Linked DNA regions of Homo sapiens: region 2 is linked to region 1. Evidence: chromatin loops called from intact Hi-C (ENCODE). Cell type or tissue: right lobe of liver. All regions are shown on one strand.

The links. Peaks named below come from ENCODE experiments on the same cell type or tissue, not always from the same donor. Only the 100,000 strongest peaks of a DNase experiment are listed, where the experiment ranks them.
Region 2: it touches region 1 in a loop (2.5-fold over the local background); 25 of 110 quality-filtered maps call a loop at or near these places.

The regions. Positions count from the first base shown.
Region 1 is chr5:142,878,515-142,883,514 of GRCh38, reverse strand. ARHGAP26 (Rho GTPase activating protein 26) reads right to left here. Exons shown (of 23, transcript NM_001135608.3): 4 at 4,070-4,141. Among named protein-coding and RNA genes, the nearest start is that of ARHGAP26-AS1, 12 kb to the right of the region's middle. In right lobe of liver, a CTCF peak has its summit at 2,822; DNase peaks (open chromatin) are centred at 284, 2,185 and 2,824; H3K27ac peaks cover 1,594 bases.
Region 2 is chr5:142,814,444-142,819,443 of GRCh38, reverse strand. The region is part of intron 1 of ARHGAP26 (Rho GTPase activating protein 26); the gene reads right to left. Among named protein-coding and RNA genes, the nearest start is that of ARHGAP26, 47 kb to the right of the region's middle. In right lobe of liver, no CTCF peak of the experiment used is centred here; DNase peaks (open chromatin) are centred at 1,173 and 2,773; H3K27ac peaks cover 4,042 bases.

The sequences.
Region 1 (5,000 bases):
CATACTCATTTCCATGAATCTGAGTTTTGCTTAAAAGACTGTTCACATACAAGAACAATTAAACATTTAGCAGCAAATGAAGAAAAAGCCTGAGGACACATTACTCCTTCAAATTTGAGGAGGGTACAGGCAAGAGACTTGACTCAAGCAATTCTTTTCCATTAGTGAAACCAGCAACTTTGAACTGGGGCTCCAACTCCAAATGCTGCTCACATGTATCCGCTCCCACCAGCCTTATCAGCAACTCCAAAAGGAGAATCCTGGTCCCAGACAGTCCAGCTGGCCAGAGGTGAGAAAAGGCCAGGGAACATGAGTCACTGGCATTCTGGGACATTCTGGCAACTTGTGCCTCCACATTCCATGTTTAAGAGGACACCCAAAGTTAGAGAAAAAAATAAGGAGAAAGGGAAGCCGTTTCTGTCCTGAGAAAACAGCAATAAGACCTCTGCAGCAAAAAAGTACTACAGCTTAGATAATGTTCTTAAGATGGGAGAGTGTGTCCATTACTCAGGACACAAGATGGTTTTCACCTTCCAGAGAGTCTACTGTGGGGTAGTTAAGTCAAGGATTGAGTTAGAATCCTAAAATTTATTCCCAACTCAATATGGACTGGCTAGAAACAAATCACCATCCCTCTCCAGGACTCAATTTCCTCAACTATAAATTGAGGATGATTAGATAATTGCTCGGGTTTCTTCTTTCAGCTCAAGGACCATATAACAAAATAAAAATAAGAACACCCCCTCCTCAAAGGATTTCTAGGGTTAAATGAAATAAACCACATACAGTGCTTGGCAGGGTGCCTACCACATGGAAAGTGCTCAATAAATGTCAGCAATGGTGGTGACAGTGGTGAGCTCATCACCTAAACCTGCCTCCTTCTTATCAAGAACACACCTGCTTTCCATGTCCTGTGTGCCATGAAGGTAACCGTCCCAAGAACCTACTACAATTGGAAATTAGACATTTATTTGTATCTTTTTGTCTGATGTCTTTCACCCCAGCTACTTCATGAGCACAGCAACCACGCCTGCCTTGTTCTCCACCAAATATCAGGGCACAGAACAGTGCTGGCACAGAGCAGGCTCTCACATATTTTTTAAACAAATGAACTGTGTGTATCTAATATAATCACTAACATTGAATGACTACATGACCAACCTTGTTCTCATGTTCAGGTAGCTATACGACAGACACCGTTTTAAGCATTTGATAGGAGTTCACTCACTTCTTCTTCATAATAACTCTACGAGGCAAGTTTTATTATTACCCCCATTTTAGAGATCAGGAAACAGGCATGAAGAGGTTTAGTAACCTCCCCAAGTCTACATGCAAATGGCAGAAGTGAGATTTGGATTCAGACAGTCTAGCTGTAGACCCACTCTCTACGCTACTCTCTTATGTCTGTTATACTTATTCTAGAGTCCAGCATTCCAAATGTACCTCTAATACAGGAAAAAATAATTTCCTCAAACTTGGAAATAGAAACTTAGGGCCATGGTTATGTCAAGCACCAGGGGTCGTGCCCTACTCCAGAGTAGCACATTAGCATAAGAATGCCCAAGAATCTTCCTCCCTGGCAGCCTTCACATGGTGCACTCTCCAACAGGCTGTTATGGCAACCGAAGCAGCACCAGAGAGTGGAGGAGGAGGAAAAAGTAATTTTAGCATGGCACAGACAGAGTTCAGAACCTCCACTTGGCCAATACCCAAACCAGCTGAAGAGCACTTGCTGGCTCTGAGATGTTCTTGAGACTGCTCCCTGGGTCGCCTAGAAGTGGATCTGTTGTTTGCTTGTTTGTTGTCTCTTAAATTTACATAATGTTATGATATAAATGTATGTGTGTGTGGAGTGATGCAAAGGAGGACATGCCAGGAGGAAAAAATGACAAATGGGGAAGGATGAGACATCACCCAAATGTCATCACAATTCTTCTTTAGTGATCATCCAAAAGTTATTTAATAATCAATAATTATTCATGGTTTAATGAATAGGAGAATAGAATATGCATGAGGGGAAACATGCTTTGGTGAGTGACTACTTAAATTCTTTTATTCTAGTATGTCACCATCTATACCACCCCCCAGCCGCCGCCCCGGGGGACAGTAGCTCCTCCTATCATTAAGATCACTGGTATCAAGCCCAAAGGGAGCTCACTCAGACTCTTGCCTCACCTCCTTGGTAACCATGGTAACCCTCAAGCCAGTGAGAGAAGAGGCCAGAGAGAGAGGCATCTGTGCTCAGAAGGAGAAGTAACTACTGAAAAGATGACTCAACAAACAGCTCTGCTCTGCCTCAGTCTCCAAGCTCTGCATAACCCCCGGAAGCCACTGCCAAGCATGTTCAAGAGTGGGGAGGCACAGGCCCCAAGGCCACCAAGAGGAGCCCTGCGGGCAGGGCCTGCACTGCCAGGAACTGAGGGAGCATTCGCTCACGGCTTATTAACTGCCATCACTGGACTGGTTCACAGTCTGTATGAATTCTTAGTGGAATAAGACTTTGTGTAAATTATACATTCCTTAATCTCTGATACAGCACCAGTGAGCTCCCACTTCCTCATAAATGTGTAAACTAAAATTAGTAGAAAATACTCTAAAACTGGGAGAAAGTCTTTGCCACAGTCCCTCTTTCAAACTGTAATCAACCATCCCTCTGAAAGACCCTGACTAAACATCATCTTTTGCAGGCCCTAATCATATCTATTTCCAGAAAGCAGATGCACTCAGGGGTGTGTGTGTTGTAGGGGTGAGGAATACCTCATTTTGCAACTAAGCAAAATCCACACAAAGTAAGAGGGTGGTGTTGCCCAAAAGCCCCTGCAGGTGGCGTAAGAGACCGCAGCTGAATTGACTCACAGTTCCAGAAAAACAGGAAGAAAACGTTGGAAATCTTTTTGCTTTCATTGATTCCAATGAAAACATCTTCTCTGCAGGTAGCCTCTAACACTCTACCGAAGGTCAAACCAGCTAGAGTTTCCTAGTGATTTTTTTTTTTTTGGACATGGAGTCTTGCTCTGTTGCCCAGGCTGCAGTCAGTGGCGCGATCTCGGCTCACTGCAACCTCCACCTCCTGGGTTCAAGCGATTCTCCTGCCTCAGCCTCCCGAGTAGCTGGGAACTACAGGCACCCACCACCATGCCCAGCTAATTTTTCTATTTTAGTAGAGACGGGGTTTCGCCATATTGGCCAGCCTGGTCTCGAACTCCTGACCTCGTGATCTGCCCACCTAGGCCTCCCAAAGTGCTGGGATTACAGGCATGAGCCACTGCGCCCAGCCCTCCTAGTGATTTATTACAGGGCAAAGGAGCCCTGGAGAATCCACCTTTTAAAAAGGAACAGGATTCCCTTTGCAGTCTCTCAAGAACACATTAGAATTAGTCAAGCTTAGGCTACAGTCCCTCCAGGTCAGTGATAACAAACGGTGATCTCCAGGTTGAAGCAGGCCTGCAGATGTCATTTTTTGACCTGCACAATGGGTAATATATATTTTAAAATTATTTGCCAACAAGAAATTTCACATAAAACTGGCTTTTCAGTTTGTCTTGAAACATTTAAAGAATCAGCAAGAGAGGGCCCATTTCCAGACCCAACAAAAATCAGCTAAACCTAAGTACCAGCTGCCTCCTTTTAAAGAAAGTCCCTGTACCCACAGGGCACAAATTTGTAACCCCTGCTTAGGCTGCAAGTCCTGGACCTCCACAAAATACAATTCCACGAAAACAAATGTATTGTTCAATAAAGACAATTGTCTAAGCACACAGCTATCTATTATAATAACACAAATGAGGTGTGGTTTCTACCTTTGGATGATTTATGAACAAGCACAGAACAATGAGGTAACAAAATACCAGAATGGCCCCTCCGGGGTTGACGGCTCAGATGGTCGTACTTCAGTCACCCGTAAAGAACCGATGAGTTGGGCTCTATAGAGTTTTCTGCCTAAGATTTTCTGAAGAAGGTGGGCTTCGATTTTCTGAAGACATTTCTGAAGACTTTGTTTTAAAGAAAGGTGCTATGTTTTCCAGACCTCTCACCCTAAAATCCAGACCAAAGCTTGCAAAATTCTCACCTTGGCAGCCCCGATCTGTTCCTTTCGAAACTTCTCCAAGGGAGTGATGAGCACCTCGCTGGCATTCTCAATCTGGTGAAGAACAACAGAGTAAGGGAAAGAAGACACAAAAGCAGTATCAGTAAAGAATTACAGCAGCTCCAGCATGAGATGCCTCCCCATGTCTTAAAATAAAATTTGGGGAGGCAGTGTTGTACATGTCAACTGTTTACAACCTTCGAACTAATAGCATGTCAAATCAAAACTGTCATCATTTCAAAACATGATAATCTTCCTCCCATGCATGATTAATACTGATTATTTAAAAGTAAAAATGAGGAACTCTAAAACTGTAAGCGATCCTCTGAAGGGGCAGAGGGGAACTGGTAAAAGAGTGGGGTCTAAGTTACAAGCTTCGGTGACATTTTCTTGCAAATATTCATTTACCCAAGTTATGGGTAAAGTAGATCAACACTGAGTCTAGGTTAAAAACAAATAAACAAAGAAACACCTCTGGACATCTGATGGCATAAAAACCTTCCAAGCTTGATTTTGTGTTGCTCTACCAAGACAGGACTGGACTAGAGCCAGGACACCTGTGCCTCCTGACTACTGGCTGCCTCTCAACTTCATCTCACAGGGCTCACCCCTCAGGTCCTGCATTCCAACCTACTGGCACTCCAATGCACCTCAAACGCACCAAACTCGTCCCACCTCAGGGCCGTAGCATTTGGCTATTCTTTCAGACACTGTGTTCCCAAACCCTTACAGGGACAGCTCCTTCATGTAATTAAGATTTCAGCTTAAAGGTCACCTCTTTAGGGAGGCCTTCCCTGACTACCAACATAACTCAACTTCCCTCCCCTACCAAGTGTGTTCTGGTTCACCACTACACACTACACATTTATACACACACACACACATGCGTGCACACACACACACATACACATCA
Region 2 (5,000 bases), 64 kb after region 1:
CTCCTGCCAGAAGGCCAGAAAATTATGTCACCTGTGGGTGTGACTGACTTGTCCAGGTGTCCTTTTTGTGACCTGTCTACCCCATCAGTGAGATGAAACATGCCCACCCACCCACAGCCCAGACTCCCCACTGCAAGGACCATGGTTGACCTCTGACCTACTGGGGCCAATCTGCTTTTCTTCAGGGGAATTTGTAATTAGGGCACAGAGGAACTTGTTAATTGACGTTAGACAAGCAAACTGAGGAATGTTTTCGACTTGGACTAGGGTGACCTCCTGAGGCAGAAAACCAGTCCATAGAGGCAAGTAAGAGGAGACACCAGCTGCCCTAGAGAAAAAGTAGGCACAGGGACATCCCAGTAACCTAGCAATAAACTTCTCTTTAGCTGGTCTGAGCAGGCAGTTTCTCCTTGCAACCAAATCACCCCTAAGACTCACTGTGCTGCACAGCTCTGGCTCCAATGTCCAGGTGGAGTTGAAGGAAGGCTAGAAGCTGGGTGAGCACCCTTCCCAGATATACCCCAAAAGAGGGTAGGGCTTGAACCTTATCATAGGGTCAGGGAAGGGGCATTCTAATGTGGGTCCCCTCCACATTACTCCAGGTGAGAGGTGCCACAAGAAGGAGCAAACAGGAGGGTACCTGGAGCTCTTCCCTCCTGCTGATAGTGGGGAAACAATGACGACAAACACAGCTTACAGTTACTGTGTATGTTAGCATGTGAATCGGGCTCTTTACAATTGTTACCTCATTTTGTTTTTCTTGAGAGCCCCATGAAGGTGGTAATGTCATTTTCCTCATTTTATACATGAGGAAATGAAGACTCAGAAATATTAAGTGATCTCCAAGGTGATATAGCTAATAAATAAAGGATCCAAACTCCAGAGTCTGAGCCATCTCACTACCTTGCTTTTTTAAATGATATTAAAGGACAGGACAGAGACCCCAAGTAGACCTACTGTCAGAGTGACAGCAGACGGTGCAGCCACCAAAAGGTCCTCCCTCCAGCAGCCCTGTCTCCTGTGCCGTCAGTCCCTGACCCCAGCCAGCAATGCCACACCTATGGGCACAGCACCAAGAAACAAGGGTGTGCAGAGGTAAGAGGCTGGGGGAGAGGCTGTGCCACCTGACCGGGGCATGGCTTGGCTGGCCAGAACAAGGCCCAGTGGAGCCTGGCTTGGTCCCAGATCACAGAGGGTTAAACCAGAGTGACTTTTTTTTTTTTTTTACAATAATTGGTACATGGCATTCTCCTTTGTGGTCCCACATGGCACGGTGGAAGGAAAGATACACTTCCAGGCCAGGCAGAACCAAGGAAGCCTGCCAATACCCAAGCTGTCCCAACTCCTAACAAATACTGGAACAGAAACTACATTCCTGGTGTTAGGACTGGATGACATGCTAAGAAAGAGAAAGCAGAACCTTAAATACAAGCCCAGAACCTGTTCTGACACCCTATAACTCATATCTCATTTCCAAAACCTAAAGCTCAGAGAAGACAACAAAGCTGTCAAAGTTCACAAATGAATCACAACTAAAACTCTGATTCCCCAAACTCCAAGTAGATTTCAGGTTCTGTCCAGGAATTTTAAGTAAGTCTCCTGAGCTTTTCAACATTAGTATGGCTGGTCCTATAAAAATAATGCTGATACAACCACTCTCCACCATCACTGCAGCAGGGGCAAACAGTGCAATTTGGCGAGCACAGATGTAATGACTGCTCCTGGCAAGTCACTGAGGCCAGCACTGAAGTTGAGCTGATGTGTCCACACCACCTCATGAGAGGTGGGCACTTACTACATGGCCACCCAGGGATGGGGATTAGGTCTGTGGTCAGGGAACGTGAGTAACAAAGATGGCAGGCTGAAATCGAGGCCCGACCCCAGACCCAATCCCACCCACAGGCCACCAACAGCCCTCTTATCCTTCACCTCTACAGCAGGAAGACCTGTCTTATGAACCCGGGACTGCAAGGCACCATCCTCTCAGTGCCTTTCCCCTTTATCTCTGACTGTTCTGCACTTGCCTCTCACTTTTCCTCCTCTTACCCTGAAAGGGGAATGGTTCCCTGGTTCTACCCAAGCCTCTTCTCTCTCCCTTGTTTTCAACAATGACTCTGTGAAGGTGGCACTCGCCACTGTCCCTTGCCAACTCTGCTCCTGCTCTTTCCAGCCAGCTGCTGGGTCTCATCACCTGAATACAGTGCCAGCACCTCCACCTTCCCCCTCCCCTCCCATCTGCTTCTCTGCCTGAGTTCCTGATTTCTGGCACTGGGGAGAGAACTAACATTTACTGAACTTCCCACACTTCCAGGACCATGCTGAGTGTTTTCCAGTTCCTTAATTTAAAAGAATCATTAAAGTCTCAGAAGCCCAAGATGCAAAATCCCATCACCCTCTCTGTCCCCTCCCTCTGCCCTGGCTCCTGCATCTAGTCAGTGATCAAGCCCCATCCACGTGCTCTCTCTCCTCACTACACAGCCCACTTGTAGGTTTCTCCGTAAGCCCTCTTCTTCCCACACTCTGTCTCCTACCTGCTCCCCCTCCCGCTGCTCCTGCCTCCACACTCCATGCAAACCACACTGGACACTATCTTCTTGAGCACAGTGCTGATCACACTAACCCTCTGCTCAAGGACTGATCACACCTTCCCCCTATCTTTTCCTCCGAACCAACCCCAAATGACTTGCCTGGCACTGAAGGCCTGCCACAATGTGGCTGTGACATACATTCCAACTTACCACCCACTGCTTCCCTGCAAGGCAGCTGGGCTCCAGCCAAACCATGTGACTCCCATTCCCTGAAGCCACACTGCACTTCACAAGCCTTTGCTCACACAGTTCTTTCCATCTCATGTGTCTCTTCTTCCTATTTCTTCTGACTCAACTCCTCTTTCTCCAAGGCCCAGGGCGCACATGGCATCTCCTACAAGATGCCTTTGCTTCTCCACTAATGGAGAGTGACTATCCTCCTGTGAATTGTGGCTTCACTCATGTACTCCTCCTATGGCACTATTTAATTGTGTTCTCTATGATACCAGATGCTCCTTAGGGGAAGAGATTGAGCAGGCTTTATCGCTGCAGCCTTCACTGTACCTAACACTCTTTACATCAAAATGATATCCATTCACTCATCAACACATATTTATCCAGTGTCGATCATGCACCAAGTTGCTCTCAGCTGCTCAGTATATGATGGTAAACAAAAAAAGACATGGTTCCTACCCTCATGGGCTTTCCATCTAATGATGAGCCAAACTTCAATCAAATTGTACCCAAATGAGTGTACAGTTAGCAATATCTCTATGCTGTAGAAGGGAAAGAATCAGAGTCCTACAGAAGCACAGAGGGGCTGGACACCATGGTTCACACCTGTAATCCCAATACACTGGAAGGCCCAGGCGGGTGGACGGCTTCAGCCCAGGAGTTTGAGACAGCCTAGGCAACATATCGGGACCTCATCTCTACAAAAATTAAAAAAAAAAAAACAATAAGCATGGTGGTGCATGTCTGTGGTCCCAGCTACTCAGGAGACTAAGGTGGGAGAATCACTTGAGCCCAGGAGGTTGAGGCTGCAGTGAGCCATGATTGTACCACTGTACTCCAACCTGGGTGATAGAGTGAGACCTGGTCTCAAAAAAATAAGAAGAAAAGAGCAGCAGTAGCACAGATGGACCAGGAAGGCTAGCCGGGGAAAGTGAGGCTCGAATGAGTCTGAAAGTGGTGAGAAGGGGAAGTGGCAAAAGTGCTCCAGGTCCTGGGGACAGCCTGTGCAAAGGCCCTGTGGTGGACCAGGGCTGACAGCCAGTGTGGTTGGAGACTGCAAAGGAAGCAGGGGAAGGTGCTAGAAGGTGGCAGGGACATCTCAATAAATGTGTGCAGTGAATAAGAATCCATGACCCTCATCACTTAGCAAACTTTTTTAACCAATAAAACTAACCAACCTTAGATTTATAACAAAACACAAAATATAACTTAAAAAATACTCTTTTCCATTTAAAAGAAATGTCCTCCTTCAGTGTAACTGCTGTTCTCTAAAAAAGACTAAAGTGAGTTCTCATAGCTAAAATAGAAATAGAAAAGCAAGCATAAAAATTATGTAATTCTGGCCAGGCATGGTGGTTCACACCGGTAATCCCAGCACTTTGGAAGGCCGAGGCATGCAGATCACCTAAGGTCAGGAGTTTGAGACCAGCCTGGCCAACATGGTGAAACCATATCTCTACTAAAAATACACTGGCCAACATGGTGAAACCATATCTCTACTAAAAATACAAAAATTAGCCAGGTGTAGCAGCGCTGGTCTGTAATCCCAGCTACTTGGGAGGCTGAGGCAGGGGAATCCCTTGAACCCGGGAGGCAGAGGTTGCAGTGAGCCGAGATCATGCCACCCCACTCCAGCCTGGGTGACAGAGCAAGACTCTGTCTCTAAAAGATAAAAATCATGTAATTCCGTAAGTAATATGATGTTGCTCTATCCCTGAGTCAGGAGCCAGCCAACTGACTAGGGAAACAGCCTCTCAATCATCCTACATTGATAACAAGAGCAGAGGCTAATAACTGGCTAATAACTATTGAGCATTGTCTACAGGCACTAACGCATTATCTCATCTGATTGTCACAACAACCAGTGTGGTAAGTACCAACATCATTACCATCTTACAGATAGGGAAACTGAAGCCCAGAGAGGTTAAATAATTGGCTCAAGGTCACACAGGTGATGAGCAGTAGAGCTAGGTTCTGAATGCGGGTTAGTGGGACTCCGGAGCCTGTACACTTAGTCACCATACTACACTGCCTCACAAGCTAGCTACCATGTCAGTACTTCCAGAATCTTATTTACTTGTTTATCTCACCTTGTTGTACTGAAGATTTAAGCCACTGAGCACCGGCAACACAAAAAAGATAAAAATCATCTCTGAAGCAATGCAGTGGAACTTCTCATGTCAGCTCCCTTCCTGTTCCAGGTCTCTTTCAAAACACTCCAACTCTTCCTCCAATTTT